Regions from separate parts of the Homo sapiens genome. Here region 2 is linked to region 1. Evidence: read pairs that join two places in POLR2A ChIA-PET (ENCODE). Cell type or tissue: MCF 10A. All regions are shown on one strand. Links, peaks and the distances in the headings refer to the core of each region. The heading gives the core; the rest is flanking DNA.

Evidence for each region. Peaks named below come from ENCODE experiments on the same cell type or tissue, not always from the same donor. Only the 100,000 strongest peaks of a DNase experiment are listed, where the experiment ranks them.
Region 2: POLR2A ChIA-PET joins it to region 1 with 6 read pairs; 2 of 35 experiments call an interaction of 5 or more read pairs at or near these places.

Annotation. Positions count from the first base shown.
Region 1 is chr7:135,712,286-135,720,287 of GRCh38, forward strand. The region is part of intron 2 of SLC13A4 (solute carrier family 13 member 4); the gene reads right to left. Among named protein-coding and RNA genes, the nearest start is that of SLC13A4, 12 kb to the right of the region's middle. RefSeq lists an enhancer at 2,320-3,186. In MCF 10A, for the core only: no CTCF peak of the experiment used is centred there; DNase peaks (open chromatin) are centred at 2,456 and 4,616.
Region 2 is chr7:135,982,969-135,990,970 of GRCh38, forward strand. It overlaps a transcript of LOC105375523 not described here. Among named protein-coding and RNA genes, the nearest start is that of MTPN, 9.6 kb to the left of the region's middle. In MCF 10A, for the core only: no CTCF peak of the experiment used is centred there; no DNase peak of the experiment used is centred there.

The sequences.
Region 1 (8,002 bases), core at 2,180-6,179:
CCCTTGTAAGTGATACTATGTGCTCGGGAGACACGGCCTGGGGCTCAGGATATAGTTTGTGATTACAGAGGTAACATCACTGAGTGGGGAAGAGGGAGGACTCTGGAGTCAGCCGGGACTCCACTGTGTGACCCTAGACAAGGTATTCAGCCTCTCTGGGCTTCATTTTCTCATCTAAAAAAAAAAAAAAAAAAGGAAGGAAGGTTATGTGAGTCCCTACCTCATAAGGTTATTACAGAGATTAAATGACACGTGCAAACCAGCTGGCATGGCCTGCCACATTGATGGCCAGGATCCCTGGTGACTCTTCCTGTTGTGAAGTGCTCCATCTAAAGGCTGAGCTGGTTTGAGGCCATTAGCACACAGAGTGGGCTCATCCATGCACAGAGCAAAGCCACAGGGCTGCTTTTTCATTTTTAGAAATTAAAATTCTGTTCAGTGGTGTTGTTTATTAGTTTTCTAGCCCATTGATTTTTCTTTCACAATAACACCTGGGTTATTCAGAGCCTCCCAGGGAACACCAGACTTCCAAGATTCTCGAGGATGATTGTTATTGTTTTCTAGAGTGTGTTGCAGATTTCCTGCCTTTATCAACAGAGCCTGTGCATTCTCCCCGGCTTCTTGTGAGACATGTGCCAACTCTCCCCATCATAGCCTCTGCCCAGGGAGCCTCTTATCGCTCTTGCCCTTGGCTAGCTGTCCAGGCTGCTGGTCCTTCTCTGGTCCCTGGGTCTGCATTTTGCTGGTTTCCCGTCTCATTCTTAGGCGGCTGCATTTTCCCGATGTGAGGATGCTTGCCATTAGCATTCCTTTCCCCATTTTATAATTTCCCAGACTCACATCCTGTGAGCTGGGAAGCCAGATAACGAAGATTGTTAGAGTTTTTTGTAAAGAGAAATTAGATTCTAAATGGCTGTTCCTCCCCAGGAGTAAAGTGCATGGATTTTAGGACATTTGCATGGTGGTTTGATTGCTTTTTCTGCTTTTCTGCTCTGTGGTTTTTCTCAGTATGCCACATCACTGAACTTGGAGAGCAGAGGTGTTTCTGGACTGTGTTTTAGGAAAGATGGGCTCAAGGAGGTCCCCTTGACAAGGAATAGCTATAGCAATCTTGGGCTCTGAAGTTCAGATGAGTTACCTGCTATTGGACAAGCTAATGAACCTCTGTACCTCTGTCACCAATTTTTTAAGGGCCACAGTGATGCTACATAGCTAATTTAATCTGCTGTGACATGGGCTTTACACATAAGATAATGCAGGTGGGCTCTTATTTTTTTTTAATTATGTGTTTTTTATTTTATATATTTTTTGAGACAGAGTCTCACTCTGTTGCCCAGGCTGGAGTGTAGTAGCCTGATCTCGGCTCACTGCAACCTTGGCCTTACAGGTTTAAATGATTCTCCTGCCTCAGCCTTCCCGGTAGCTATGACTACAGGCACCCACCATTGTGTCCGGCTAATTTTGTATTTTCAGTAGAGACGGGGTTTCGCCATGTTGGCCAGGCTGGTCTTCAACGCCTGACCTTGTGATCCTCCCACCTTGGCCTCCCAAAGTGCTGGGATTACAGGTGTGAGCCACTGTGCCCAGCCTCATCTGAACAATTTTGCAGTGAAATTCTCTGAACCCTGGGAGCAGATACCTGGCCTGGCTCCCGCTCAGTGCTAAGCTAAGCCCTGCCAGGGCTGAAGCCCCACAGGACTCCATTCCAGTTAGTGTCCAAGCAGCACAGCCAAGCCAGCAGTGTCTCCTTTCCACCTTCCCTGGGGGCAGGAATGCTGTTTCTGCCGGGTAAGCCCCTAGCAGGGGCTCAGACACCCTTCTCATCACCTGATTTGCATTCCTGGTTCCATCTGTTTTATATATTGAGTCTTCTAAGATTTGGTTTAAAGAAAAGGTTTCATTGCTTAAAAAAACATTCTTTGCAAATCCTGCCCTAGAGAAGTCTAAAGTAGAGAGACCCAGATGGGTGCTGGCATGACCCAGAAGCTGGCCCAACTCCTGCATGACTGGAGACACTGATTCATAACCGCCACCACCCCTGCCCAGTTTCTTCTTTGGGACTGTATGAACTACCCAGATGGGGAAGCTGAGGCAAGGGTCTGGGCTCTGAGCCACGAGCCAAGGGGCTGCTGGTCAGGTGGTGGTTCACAGGGAGCTGCTCTTCCCCCCAGAAACATTAGCTTGGTCTCGAAAGGCTGCAAGGTCTGTAGGCTCCCACTGAAGGCCCAGTGTGGAGCTCAGCCCTGGGGCTGCGTCTGGGTGGCTGAGGGTGAGGGCAGCCTGGGGTTCAGGCAGGTGGCCAGCTGGATGTCCAGCCCACATGCCCACGGGCCCGCATGCAGAGGACCGGTCAGCCTCCATGGCGAGGAGAGATGGGAAAGGCAGAGCTGAGAGTGCTTTATGAAATGCCCCCAGGCTTACTCAAACAGAGAAAGTCAGGGTAACGAGTCAGAGGGCAGGAATCTGGCGGGTCAGAAAGATCAGGAGCCAGCAGGGAAGCGGATTGATGACAGCCGACTCCGGCGGCACCAGGCGGCAGCGGCTGCGGGTTATCCCAGCGGGCGCAGCCTGTACTCCTCTCCTGCCCCTGCGGGAGCTGGAAGCTGAGTGACACCAGCCCGAGGCCTGCAGCGCAGGGCCAGAGACCGCTGGCTGGGCCCAGGTGAGAGTGTGTGTGAGTGTGTATGTGAAAGTGTGTGTATGTGTGTGTATATGTGAGTGTGTATTTGTGTATATGTGAGTGTGAATGTGTGTGAGGGTATGAGTGTGTATGTGAATGTGTGTGTGTATGATGTGTGTGTATAAGTGTATGTGTGTGAGCGTGTATGAGTTTATGTGTGTATGCGTGTGTGAGAATGTGTGTATGAGTGTGTGAGAGTATATATGTGTATATGGGTATATAAGTGTGTATGAGTGTATGTGTGCATGAGTGTGTATATGTGAGTGTATGTGTGTATGTGTATGTGTATGAGTGTGGGCATGTGTATGAGTGTATGAGTGTGTGTGAGTGTACGTATATCTAAGCATGTGTATGTGTGTGAGTAAGTGTATGTATATGTGAGCGTGTGTATGAGTGTATGTGTATGAGTGTGTGAGTGTGTATGTGTGAACATGTGTGTATGAGTGTGTGTATGAGTGTGTGAGCGTGTGTATGAGTGTGTGAATGTGCATTAGTGCATATGAGTGTGTGTATGTGTATGTATGAGTGGGTGTGTAGGAGTGTGTATGTGAGTGTGTGAGTGTGTGCCAGTGTGTGTGCTGGGGAAAGGATAGAGACAAAGAGCACATGCAATTACTTCCTGAAGTACACCCTAACCCTGGGCCTCCTGGAGAGCTGTTTGTTCCCAATCCCCAATATCCAACCCATGCTTTCTACTTCACCGGAGAGCCCTGTGGTGCCCACCTCTATGCCATTCTCCTATAGACAGTAAATCTTAGTTAACTTGATTGACACAGGTATCATGCCCAGGCTATAAACTTTTGGAGCAACACATTAGAAGGGGCTTAGAGGACTTCAGAGGCAGATATAATGACGGTAAGTGAGAGTCACAATGGAGCCAAAATAAAAACAAACACACACAAACCTAAAATACAGGACTAATCAGCAGAGGAAGTAGCAGCTGGATGCTCACAAGATCATAGAGGGACCTTAGAGTCCAACCCATCTCCCAAGGCACAAAGTCTATGTCTAGTGTATCTGGCATGGTCATTTGGCTCAGACATCTAGGGACAGGAACACAAGGACCACACATGGCAACTCATGTCAGAGTTTTCCTTTATACAGAACGGGAAATTCCTTTATGGCACTCTGACTCTGGTTCTGGTGTGACGCTTTGGGCCTGGAGTGTGGAGCCATGGAAGCCTGGACTTATGGAAGCCTGGACTTATGTCCCCTTAAGTCTTCTCTTCATTCCTCATGTGACTCAGGCTCCAGCTTTTTAACATCCTGGCCACCCACCTCTGGATGAGCTCCTTATCCAGAATTTGATGTACTGGACACATCATTTATTAATTTTTAAAATTAAAAAAAATTTTTTTAGATGGAGCCTAGCTCTGTCATCCAGGCTGGAGTGCAGTGGCATGATCTTGGCTCACTGTAACCTCTGCCTCCTGGGTTCAAGAGATTCTCTTGCCTCATCCTCCTGAGTAGCTGGGACTACAGGCATGCACCACCATACCCTGCTAATTTTTTATTCTATTTTATTTTTAGTAGAGATGGGTTTCACCATGCTGGCCAGGCTGGTCTCAAACCCCTGACCTCAGGTGATCCGCCTGCCTTGGCCTCCCAAAGTGCTGGGATTACAGGCGTGAGCCACAGTGCCCAGCCCATAATTTATTAATTCAACGGAGGATTTTGGTCACATTGCCTGGGGGGTTAAGAGCTCAAGTTCTGGAATCATACAATCTTGGATTCAAGTCCCAGCTCCACCACTTAGTAGCTGCATAACCGCGGGTAAGTAAGTTACTTAACCTCTCTGAACTTCAGTTTCCTTCTCTTTAAAATGAAGATAAAAATAATAGCACCTTCACGGAGGATTAAGTTATATAGTGTGTGTAAATGACCTCCCACAGTGCCTGGCATATGGTAAACACTTGGAATTTGGCAGCCACGTTGGACTGATGGTGACTCATGCTGAGCCTGTACTTAGCTAAAAGCCAAGGGTCTTTTTCGCATGAACTGCTGGCATTTATCCTTATTAGACTTCATTTTGTCAGTTTCAGTCCATTGTCTCTTCCTGTCCGCATGTCTCATTCTGCCACCGTACATTAGCACCGTACATTAGCCAGCTAGCGCATCCAACTTAGCCATCTGCAAATCTGATAATAAGCCTTTTATATTTTCAACTGCAATCTCACCCTAATCTGATGCCAACATGCTATTCAAGATTCTTTAGGTTCAGCTGTTCACCCAGCCCTCAAGTTACTCAACTGTGCTTTCTCATGGAGCCCACTCTGACTCCTCTGAGTGAGAAATTCTTTTTTTCCCCCCTGGAAATTTTGAAGGCTCCAAGGAAAAAGTTAAATTATATTTAATAACTTCTGTTTCAAAGACCAAGGAAATTATAAAACCCATTAGAAAGACTGTAATCAAAAATTAGTCAACATGAAGTTTGGGCAGTTGGCAGTGTAAATTTTATTTATCTAGAACATCCCCTCTTGAGGAGTTGTATAAATCCTCCACAATGCCAGAAAACGAGGCATCACTTCATAGGGCATTCTGTATTTTTCCACATGGTTTATACTTTCTCTCTACTAAAATAGAAACTTCTCCGGGTCAGGAGCCCTTCTGTCATTTTGTATCTCTTATCAGCACCTGAGTCTGAGCTTTGCACACAACTCCTAATACCCACTGGCTGACAGATCACCACTGTAAAAATGAACCATTTATATGTACTTGTGATGGTTAACTTTGCATGTCAACTTGGGTGGACCATGGGGTGCCCAGATTAAGCATTGCTTCTGGGTGTTTCTGGATGAGATTGGCATTTGAATCAGTGGATTGCCCTCTGCCATCTGGACAGACATCATCCAATCTGTCGAGGGCCTGACTAGAACAAAAGGCAGAGGAAGCAGGAATTTGCCTCCTTTTTCCAGTCTCACCACCTGGGCTGGGACATCTGTCATCTCCTGCCCTGGGACTGGGATCTACACCATTGGCTTCCCTGGTTCTTAGGCCTTTGGACTCACACAGAGTGACATCAGCAGCTCTCCTGGGTCTCCAGCTTGCAAGTGGCAGCTCATGGGATGTCTTAGCCTCCATAATTAATCAAGTGAGCCAATTCCTACACACACACACACACACGCGCGCGCGCGCACGCGTGCGCGCTAGTCTCCTCTTCGTTCTGTTTCTCTGGAGAAACTGCAGAACATATCCAGCTTCAGACAGTGAGAGCTCAGATACGAGATTCAAGAGGGGAGAGATGACATTTTGTTTATTTTTGTCACCCTCAGGGTACCCATATCATCCCATGTTGCACCTGGTAGATGTAGAACTGAGAAAATACTGTCTCTAAATGTTGAATGAATAACATGAGGGAACCCAGCCACAGTCCCAGAGTCACACTGATCCTATTCACGTGCCTTCCTTCCCTCACTGAAGATGACATTACTGACACATTGTCAAGAAACACTGCAATCAAGAGCTGTGAATGAGGGCTGATGCAAACATGGTGCTGGGCTACAGACAGGCCATAGACATAGACATTGTACATCCCAGAGAGCATGAATCTCGGTGGGGAGAGCACATGTCTATGAAAAGTTTATATCTGGTGTATCTGATGCACCATTTAAAAGATAAAGACATGAAATAGGCTCATTGAGAAGGGATCAACACTTTCAGCCTTTGGTCATTGGAAGGGCTTCACCAAAGAGAGTAATTGAGTAGGACTTTAAAGGTCAAAGAACGGGAGAGAACTTTCCAAAGTGGAAGAATAACCCAAGTCGCAGTAAGAGGATGGTCAAGAAGTAGATGGGTTTGGGAAATGACAAGGATTTGGGGGCTCCTAAAGAGCACCAGCCTAGCTTCCCCCTGTGAGCCATGGCACATTCTGGTGTCATAGTGGTGCATAGGTGGTTGTGGAATAGGTGTTTTCTCTGCAAAGTTAACTGGCTTACAAAGGGCTATAACCCATGTGCTCTGCCTTACTGGCATTTCCCTCTAATCTGAGCTAAGAAGGTCAGCTAAACAGACTATATTTGGACTAAGCTGCTCCCTGTAGCCCAACTACTAAATATCATCATCAGCCAAAGCCACGTCATCAGGCAGGTGGATTCGGATTTTTCACCTCAAATGATAAGACGTGCTTTCTGGCTCCTCCAGCCCCTAGCAATAGTGACACACAGTCCCTCCCTGGACAGTCTTCCTTTATTTCTCACAGAGTCCTGTTACCCTCCCAAGCGACTGCCTCTGCAGACTCTCCTTACGGGTTTGGCCTTCCTCTCTGGACAAAGGGGCGTCCCTCGGATAACTGTTGCCTGGCAACATCTCTACTGTGCCCTTGGAGAAACAGAGACACTGTCTGCTTGAAAGCTAAGGCATGCTGTTGGCTTTTGGGCTGCCTATAGTGAAATACAAAGATTAGGTTTCTTAATTAATAGTTTTCTCACTTTAAAAGGTTATTTAGGATTCAGTTCTTTCTAAACATCATTTTTTTTCCTCTACCCTCCACTTTCAAGCCCTGCCCTTGCTGGTTTTAATTTCACAATTTTAAAGAGAAGCCTGGAGAACAAGCTTGTATAGCTCTCTTAAGAAAAGTCACATTTAGGTTGCTTTTTTCTTTAGGCAGACACAAAACCCCATATTACCTATTCTTTTTTCACGAAAGAAGAGGGGGCAATTAGAACAACTGCCTGGTGATTCTGGTCACAGATTAGCTTTTACATGGGTCCCCACGATATTGGGGTTGTACCCATCTCCAGGAATGAAAGCACTGCTGAGAGCTTTGGGGATTCTCTTCTTTTTGGTGAGCCTGAGGCTATGGCTACTCAATGCCACATGTGTGTGTGTGTGTGTGTGTATGTGTGTGTGTGTGTGTGTGTGTGTATAGCCACACACACGCATATATATATGTGTGTACAGATAGATAGATAGAAAGAGGAAGGAAAGAGAGAGAGAGAGGAGAGAGAGAGAGACGGGCCCAGGGGGAGAGAGACAGGGGAGGGAGTTGGGGGGAGAGAGAGAGAGAGAGAGAAAGAGAGAGAAAGAAAGAAAAGGAACCTAAAAGCAAACAAAAAACTAGTCAGTTAAATCTATCCAGTAGAAAGACAAAGTGTTCATTTGCAGTGAAGTACAACTATTAGAGGATTGCCTAATTCTATTTTTGGAAAGTTCTGTTGTCCATTAAAGCATCCATAGGCCCCGCTCCATTCTTCCTCATATCACAGAAGTGAAGAGACTCACAGTTCTAAGTAATAACTCCATGTGTACATAGTGCCATGAAGCCACATACCACTTTATGGAGTCTTTTTCTTATGGTGTAGTGATCAAGTGTATACACTTTGA
Region 2 (8,002 bases), core at 2,193-6,192, 270 kb after region 1:
AGTTTAAGTTGTCTAGCTTCAGTTTGCACGGCTTTAAGAAGAGCACAGCTTCATTCCTAGTGATTTCAAGTCAGGAAAAATGGACAAAAAAGGAAAAAGGGAAAAAAATTGTAAACATTATTTTGGAGACTTATAGTCAGGAAAAATTTTAGAATTCAGTCTAAATTGTGGAAAATAATAAAAATCAGAAACATTAGGCAAGACTAGAATCTAATAACAGGTGTACTATAGTTTGAAATGTAATTTTTCTGTCTCCAATTTTCAAATTTTATTAAAGACAAAATCATAGTAGGACCAATTTATGTTTCAAATAAGTTTTAGTTCTATTTACTTGGCTTGATTATTTGCATAAAGTTCAGCAAGAATAATCATTTGCCATGCAGGCTCTCTCTTTCTCTTTATAAAATTGGCTTTGCTGGAAGCTTTTCATAAGGAATCTAAGATTTGAACTTTTTAAAAGCCTTGAGCCCAGCTAAGAATTTACTGTGCCTGCAGATACCTGTGTGAATTGGGTGAATTACTCTTTTTTCAAGGTCCCAAGAAAACCTGAGTTTCCTGGGCCTGTCAGAAAGTGACATTCTTTACTTATCCCAAGTCAGTACGCTGCAAATAAAAATGTATGATCCCAGGTTTTCCAAGGCGCTTTTATTGGCTTTATAGGTCAGCCTCATTTTCTCAAGGCCATCTGAAAATGTCATTACAATCAAAGTCTTGATGAAATCACCAGTGTCTCCAATTATGTCCTGTTATAAAAGAAAATAGATTCTTATTGAATTTATGCAAAGAACTACATTGTCATAAACTAAGGATATTCACCAAATAGTTTCCAAATTCTGAAGCAATTGCAATGGAGTTGTTTTAAATTTTTCTTATTAGAGTATACTTTACTCAATTGTTAAAAGCTGTAAACAGCTTAAAGAAGAGAAAACTTTCTTGACTCTAGAAAACAAAACAGGAAGAATCAGCAAGTGTTTTAGACAAAAAGCCATAAAAGAGGATTTCAATCTTCTGTTAGTTCAGTCCATGCAATTAATTCCTGTTCTGCTCGATATTGGATCAGCAATCCTCCTGAATACATCAGCTCTCCATGAGAGTTCTGGGAGTTTTCTTTCTCTTTATTCCAATGGCATATTTTCTAAAGATATTAGAAACCTATATTTAAGAGTACTCCTCAGAGTTCTATAGCTGATTATAAACCACCCTATAAAAGGATGAAGTAAAACAATCATGGATGACAAAAGTCTTAGAACAGCCATGGGTAAAGATACAAATGACAAGGAAATTTGGTTACTTCTGTGGCATACAACAGTTTTACATAGCAATTATAATTATTACTGATAATATATACTAAGACATATCAGAATCTCAGGAATCTCATACAATTTTGGAACACATGCTAATGACACATTTATATAAATATAATCAAGCCAGGTGCAGTGGCTCACGCCTGTGATCCCAACACTTTGGGAGGCCAAGGCAGGTGGATCACTTGAGGTCAGGAGTTTGAGACCAGCCTGGCCAACATGGTGAAACCCCTCTCTGCTATAAATGCAAAAATTAGCCAGGCATGGTGGCGGACACCTGTAGTCCCAGCTACTCAGGAGGCTGAGGCAGGAGAATTGCTGGAACCCAGGAGGCAGAGGTTGCAGTGAGCTGAGATCGTGCCACTGCACTCAAGCCTGGGTGACAGAGTGAGTGAGACTGTATTTCATAAATAAGTCAATAAATAAATAAATATTATCCAAAGAAGTTTAAACACCATTTTATATTTGACAATGCCTCCTGTATGATTTTATTATACCAAATAAGCTGAATATGTCTCCTTGGGACTTCAGGGGACCTAATATCAAAACATTAATGAAGCCAAAAGGATTGAATTTATCATTTGATTTTGGAAAGTCTGTCCGATATTAAAAGTTTAAAACTCTTGGTATCACAAAATAGAGTCACAAGTCTTGTAAAATAAGTCATTTATTTAGGCAAAGTGATAACTCAAAGATTTCCAAAAAAAAAAGCAAAAACTTTTATTCTTTGAGAAAGGAAACTTACTTTCCCAAACAATAAGCCCTAATAAAGACAGCATAAGGTGATTAAATCTGTCTCTCAAATTTCATAAACAAATCTATTAAATTTTATTTTTTGGTGTTTTTTTTGTTTGTTTGTTTTTGTTTTTTTTGTGAGACAAGGTCTTTCTCTGTTGTCCAGGCTGGAATGCAGTGGCATGATCTCAGCTCACTGCAACCTCCACTTCCCAGGCTCAAGTGATCCTCCTGCCTTAGCCTCCCGAGTAGCTTAGTCCTGAATAGCTGGAACTACAGGTGTGTGCCACCCCACCAGGCTAATCCATTACATTTTAATCATCTTGACCATAAGATATAATTTCTATAAACCTTGTAATAACTTTTTTTTTTTTAATTAGAGAGTGGGTTAATGCTCCAAGAAAACCTTGTTAATCTGACACAGGGGCTCAGATGCTCATCTTGCATCGTGTGCCATTGATATTAATTTTTAATTTACAGAGAAACTTTGAACTAATTTTCTCTCCCAGAATCAGCCCTATAATCTCACACACTCAGTGTGAGATTTCACACTAGTTCCTGGGCCTAGAGGGGTTGAATAGTTTTAACTTCTGACTCTGTGTCTCATGAATGCAGTTTACTTTGATTGTCATATTCTCTCAGGTCTGAAGATAAGGCTTTAGCTAATGTCAGTGCTTGCAAGAATTAGCAAGACTTGGTGTCCGTTTTAGATCCAGGAGTCAAAGCCCTGTAACTTAACAGCACAAAGAGTTTAAAAAGAATACAGAAAATTACATGGATGTAATAACCTTAAGTTTTTAAAATCTCAGTTTTCTAGGACTTGAATAATTAGGAAGAGTGTGGCCTAGGTCATAAGGGAAAGTTTTTTATTTAATAGAAGAGTTTAAAGCTAAGAGCACAGAATGTTATGTTGGAAGAAAACATTTTCATTAGATCTTTGGGATAAAACATTTTTAGCATCAGGCCACAACTACAGTTAGAACCTGAGGAAAAAAATTATAAGAGCTCATGAAAAAGTTGAAGGAGAGAGTTATTGTCTCAGGCCTTCTCAAAGGGGAGAGAAAGCCAAAAACAGTGAGACACAATAAAAGTTGAGCTTTTGGGTTAAAAATGTTAAAATTTCTTATAATTTTATAAGAATAAATTAATACTTTAAGAAAATTTTGTTTTTCTAAACAATTCTTCAGTTTATTAATATATATTTTTAATATTAAAGGCCAATCTCTAGAAAGACTAGTATAAATAATTTCCTTTTTTAATTATAGCCAACTTGATCACATAAAGTTTTTTTTCATAATTTCTTTATACAAACCTTATTATGACTTACACAAACCATTTATAACATGGTTGGACTTCCGGTTTCATCCCACTTTCTTTAATAACCAGTCATTTTATTTTGGGACAAAAAATTCATCACACAAGATTCTTTCTCATATAGAATTTTTTTCCTTTTAAGTTTTCTTACTAAAAAACCCCCTTTATATTCATAATTTTCTTTACATTTCTCTTATTTACTGGTTCTGTTTACCTTGTTTTATAAATAACCTTTAAATAATGTTTGACTTAGACAAAAATTATTTTTTTAATAAGAACACCTCTTTTTTTTTTTTTTGTTTCTGAGATGGAGTCTTGCTCTGTGACCCAGGCTAGAGTGTAGTGGCATGATCTCGGCTCACTGCAACCTCCACCTCCTGGGTTCAAGCAATTCTCCTGCCTCAGCCTCCCAAGTAGCTGGAATTATAGGTGCCTGCCACCATGCCCAGCTAATTGTTTTTTGCATTTTTAGTAGAGATGGGGTTTCACCATGTTGGCCAGGCTAGTCTCGAACCCCTGACCTTGTGATCTGCCCACCTTGGCCTCCCAAAGTGTTGGGATTATAGGTGTGAGCCACAGTGCTCAGCCAATAAGAACACTTCTTTTAGAAAAATGGTTTCCTATAATGTAATTTTTTAAAAAATCAGAACTGACCCAGACATTTAATACATATTTATTATCTAATTTCAGATTCTAAGGTATATTACAAGTTTATTTACAAGCATTTATTCCATTACATTTGCCTAATTAATTTTTTAGTAGTTTACGTAGATTACTTATGAAAATTGTGATAGTCATCATTTGAAGTTATTTCCCTGTTAAACATTTTTATAACCTGTGAATTTCAGGTGTTTATACCTAAGTAAGAACCTTAAAGTTAAATAAATGTGTGTATGTGTGTGTGTTTTGCAAACAACTCAGGATTTAGCTGTTTTCATTAATCCAACAATATTAAATGCCTTATTTATCAAAAAATTGCACAAAGATAATTTCCTTTTCAGCTGCATTTATAACTTTATAAGCATCATGCAAAATCTTGACACCTTATAATATTTAGCAGAGATAAATACACAACCACTTGACCAAAAAATCTAAATAATAATGCAAGAGTGTCCAATCTTTTGGCTTTCCTGAGTCACATTGGAAGAAGAAAAATTATCTTGGGCCACACATAAAATGCACTAACTCTAGTGATAGCTGATGAGCTAAAAAAAAAAAAATCACATGAGATGATCTCATAATGTTTTAAGAAAGTTTATGAACTTGTGTTGGGCCATATTCAAAGCCATTATGGGCCACATGCAGCCCAGGGGCTGTGGGTTGGACAAGCTTGCAATAATGTATGTAGACAATTCTGAAGACATTTCTAATATTATTTTACTAATAATTTTAAAGCCTGCCTATTTATTAAAGATTTACTTAAGTTATATAAACTTGAGAATCCTTTGGGCTTATTTACTTAATGAATACTCCTTTATTTTTAAACCAGTTTGGTACCTTATGGCCACAACACATAACAAAACACATGCATGTACATGTAAACACACCTAAGCACACATGCACACCCATACAAATAAGGATCCTATAGCCTTTACTTTGGAATTCTAACCGTGAAATATCAATACAAACTCACCAGTTTACAAAAAAAAAAATGGTTGGATGTGAACAGTGGTTTTTATCTCCACACCAGTAGCAATGCAATCAAAGACCTCCATTTTTCTAAGAAAAAGAGAATGAATTATTATCGTGTTTTATTTTTTTCTCTTCTTTTATCTTTTCTCCATTTTCCCCACCCTCTACTTTCTGCTTAGCCCTTTAGAAATGCAATTATAACCTTTTACCTTCCTTTCACCAGACACTCCCTACAGGGAAAGTTCATCTAATTATGTGCTTAGAAGCTTCAGGGTGGAACTCTCACCCATGAGGAGGTTGCCTGGAGAGACAACGGTCAATCTACAACCCAAAGTATACCTGCTATGAAAATGTCTCTCACTTGGAGAGTTTTGGGCACCTTTACAACCTAGTTCTGTCCAGGAAGGTGCCAGCAGTTGTCAGCTCAACCACCCAGCAGATAAGGCACTGAAGAGAGTTATGTGGACCCCCACCTGCTCACTTTCTTCCCTGTGTGCCATTCATGTCAAGCCCCCTTTAAAAAGTGTCTGCGTTCTGCCTCCAAAAGCAAAGTGGTACCCTTAAGGCAGGAAGCTTATTCCCCTAAGCTGGCTTTGGAATAAAAAGTCACTTTCTTTATACCAGACCTTGCTCTTGTTAATTGGACTCTGTAAGCAGTGAACAACTGAAGTTGTGTTTTCGTTACAGAAAAGTCCTCTAAACTAGAAAAAATTACATTTTCTCAAGCAAAAACCACATATTCATGTTTTTTGTAAACTTCACCAAAACATCCTACTCTCCTGCTATTCTAACTCTTTTTTTTTTTTTTTTTTTGAGACGGAGTCTCACTCTGTTGTCAGGCTGGAGTGCAGTGGCATGATCTCAGCTCACTGCAACCTCCACCTCCTAGGTTCAAGCAATTCCCCTGCCTCAGCCTCCTGAGTAGCTGGGACTACAGGTGTGTGCCACCACGCCTGGCTATTTTTTTTTGGTATTTTAGTAGAGATGGGCTTTCACCATGTTGGCCAGGTTGGTCTCAATCTCCTGACCTCGTGATCTGCCTGCCTCAGTCTCCCAAAGTGCTGGGATTACAGGTGTGAGCCACCATGTCTGGTCTATTCTAACTCTTGGTAACCCTACTCCCAGTAAAAAACCTAGGATTACTTAATTTAACATGACCTGACTTTAAGATTTTAAATTATTGGAGAGAATTTTGAGACTATATTTACCAAATTAATCTTACCAAAGATTACTAAAGTCATGTGAACTGAAAAGCCTCTGAATTAGTTTCTATTAGTCTGATAAATGCTTACTTTTCTTTAGGCCAATTAATTAGAGCTCTTTTATATAATTGGTAGTGAAATATTATTTTCACATGCTATACATGAACATATAGGCATATCAGACTCAGACAGACAGATCTTATGGATTTAAAGTTTTTCATTTGCCTGTTTTCAAAAATTTTCCCTTCCCTACTTTAGACTATTAATTTATTGATTACCTCTTCTGTATCCTACACAATTGTTAACGAAATTTGGATCTCCAAAGACCTAACTTTAGGTAAAACAAGGTAGACAATGTACATCTCAAAAGCACATTCTTAGATCTAAACAAAGGCAAGGTCTGTTATATAAACTTTAAGCCATTGTTTTCTCCTTAGTTAAAATTCCTAGTGGTTTAGGTGCAGAGACATAGATGTTCTTAAAAAAGAGATTTTGGCCGGGTGCAGTGCCTCATGCCTGTAATCCCAGCACTTTGGGAGGGTGATGTGGGTGGATCACTTGAGCTCAGGAGTTCTAGAGCAGCCTGGGCAACATGGCAAAACCCCGTCTCTACAAAAATACAAAAATTAGCTGGGTGTGGTGGCTCATCCCTGCAGTCCCAGCTACTTGGGAGGCTGAGGCAGGAGGATCACTTGAGCCCAGGAGGTGGAGGTTGCAGTGAGTGGAGATTTGCCACTGCACTCCAGCCTGGGTAACTGAGCTGGACTCTGTCTCAAAAAAAAAAAAAAAAGATTTCCTTTAATTATGTAAATTTCCTTTATTAAAATAACTTAGTTTGATAGATGATATTTTAACTGTAGCTTCATTAGATTACTGGCTTTAGGGTGGAGCCTTTTAAGGAATAGGGCCAAGAAAGCATGTACAACTTTCTTATATTCAAGAATGTTCAAAAAAACAAGTAGTCAGCTGTAGTAATGGTCATTTTCTGTAAAATCCTCAGCTACTCCCAACATTGTAGCTCTTGTCCACTGTTACACACACCAAGGTCAAATCCTCTTACAGTACAGGGTAATCTCTGGTATCCCCAAAAAGCCAAAGAGGTCAAGTAATGCCATACAAGAAAGCAAAACCTTAGACCTGAGAATAATCTGTCCATGACTCTTGAAACTCCACAAAGAAAGCAGAACACCTCAGAAAAGGGTGAGTGGCACATTTATTCTGAGTTCTTTAAGAGGTCCAAGTCATTAGGAGCCTTATCTAGATTTTTTTTTCCACTTCATACCGAAGATGACAAAAGAGGAAGAAGGAATAGGGTTGAAGAAAAGTAAACAAAAGAACAATTTTTTAAGAAAGGAAGCAAACAGAGAAATAAAGTTTTTTTTTTTTTTTTCAGCTGTGAGGAATTTTAGCTAATTCAGAGGACTCCTTCCCATAATTTGTAATTCTCATTTAGATTTGACCAAGTCAGGTAAAGGTGGTCAAATCTGATGGGAGAAAGACTGGAGCAACAATAACAAACCAAAGAATATAATTACTGAGTGCTCTAATGGTAAAGAGGAATTAAGATCAGCTGGTTGCCAATCTTAACTTTTAGTCATTAAGGAGAATTTTCAAGACAAAATCCCAATTCAGCTGCTTACTAGGAGTGCGGCCCAGGCTCAAGGCTGCTTTCTACCATCTTAGAAGCAGAAAAAAACCTCAAACTTGCCTTTCCTCTTGGAAGCAAGCTGAAAATCCAGAAAGGAGTTGCCTGCACTCCATCAACATGGAAACAGAAAAACTCACTTTCCTTGTTGGACGTGAGCGAAACTCCAG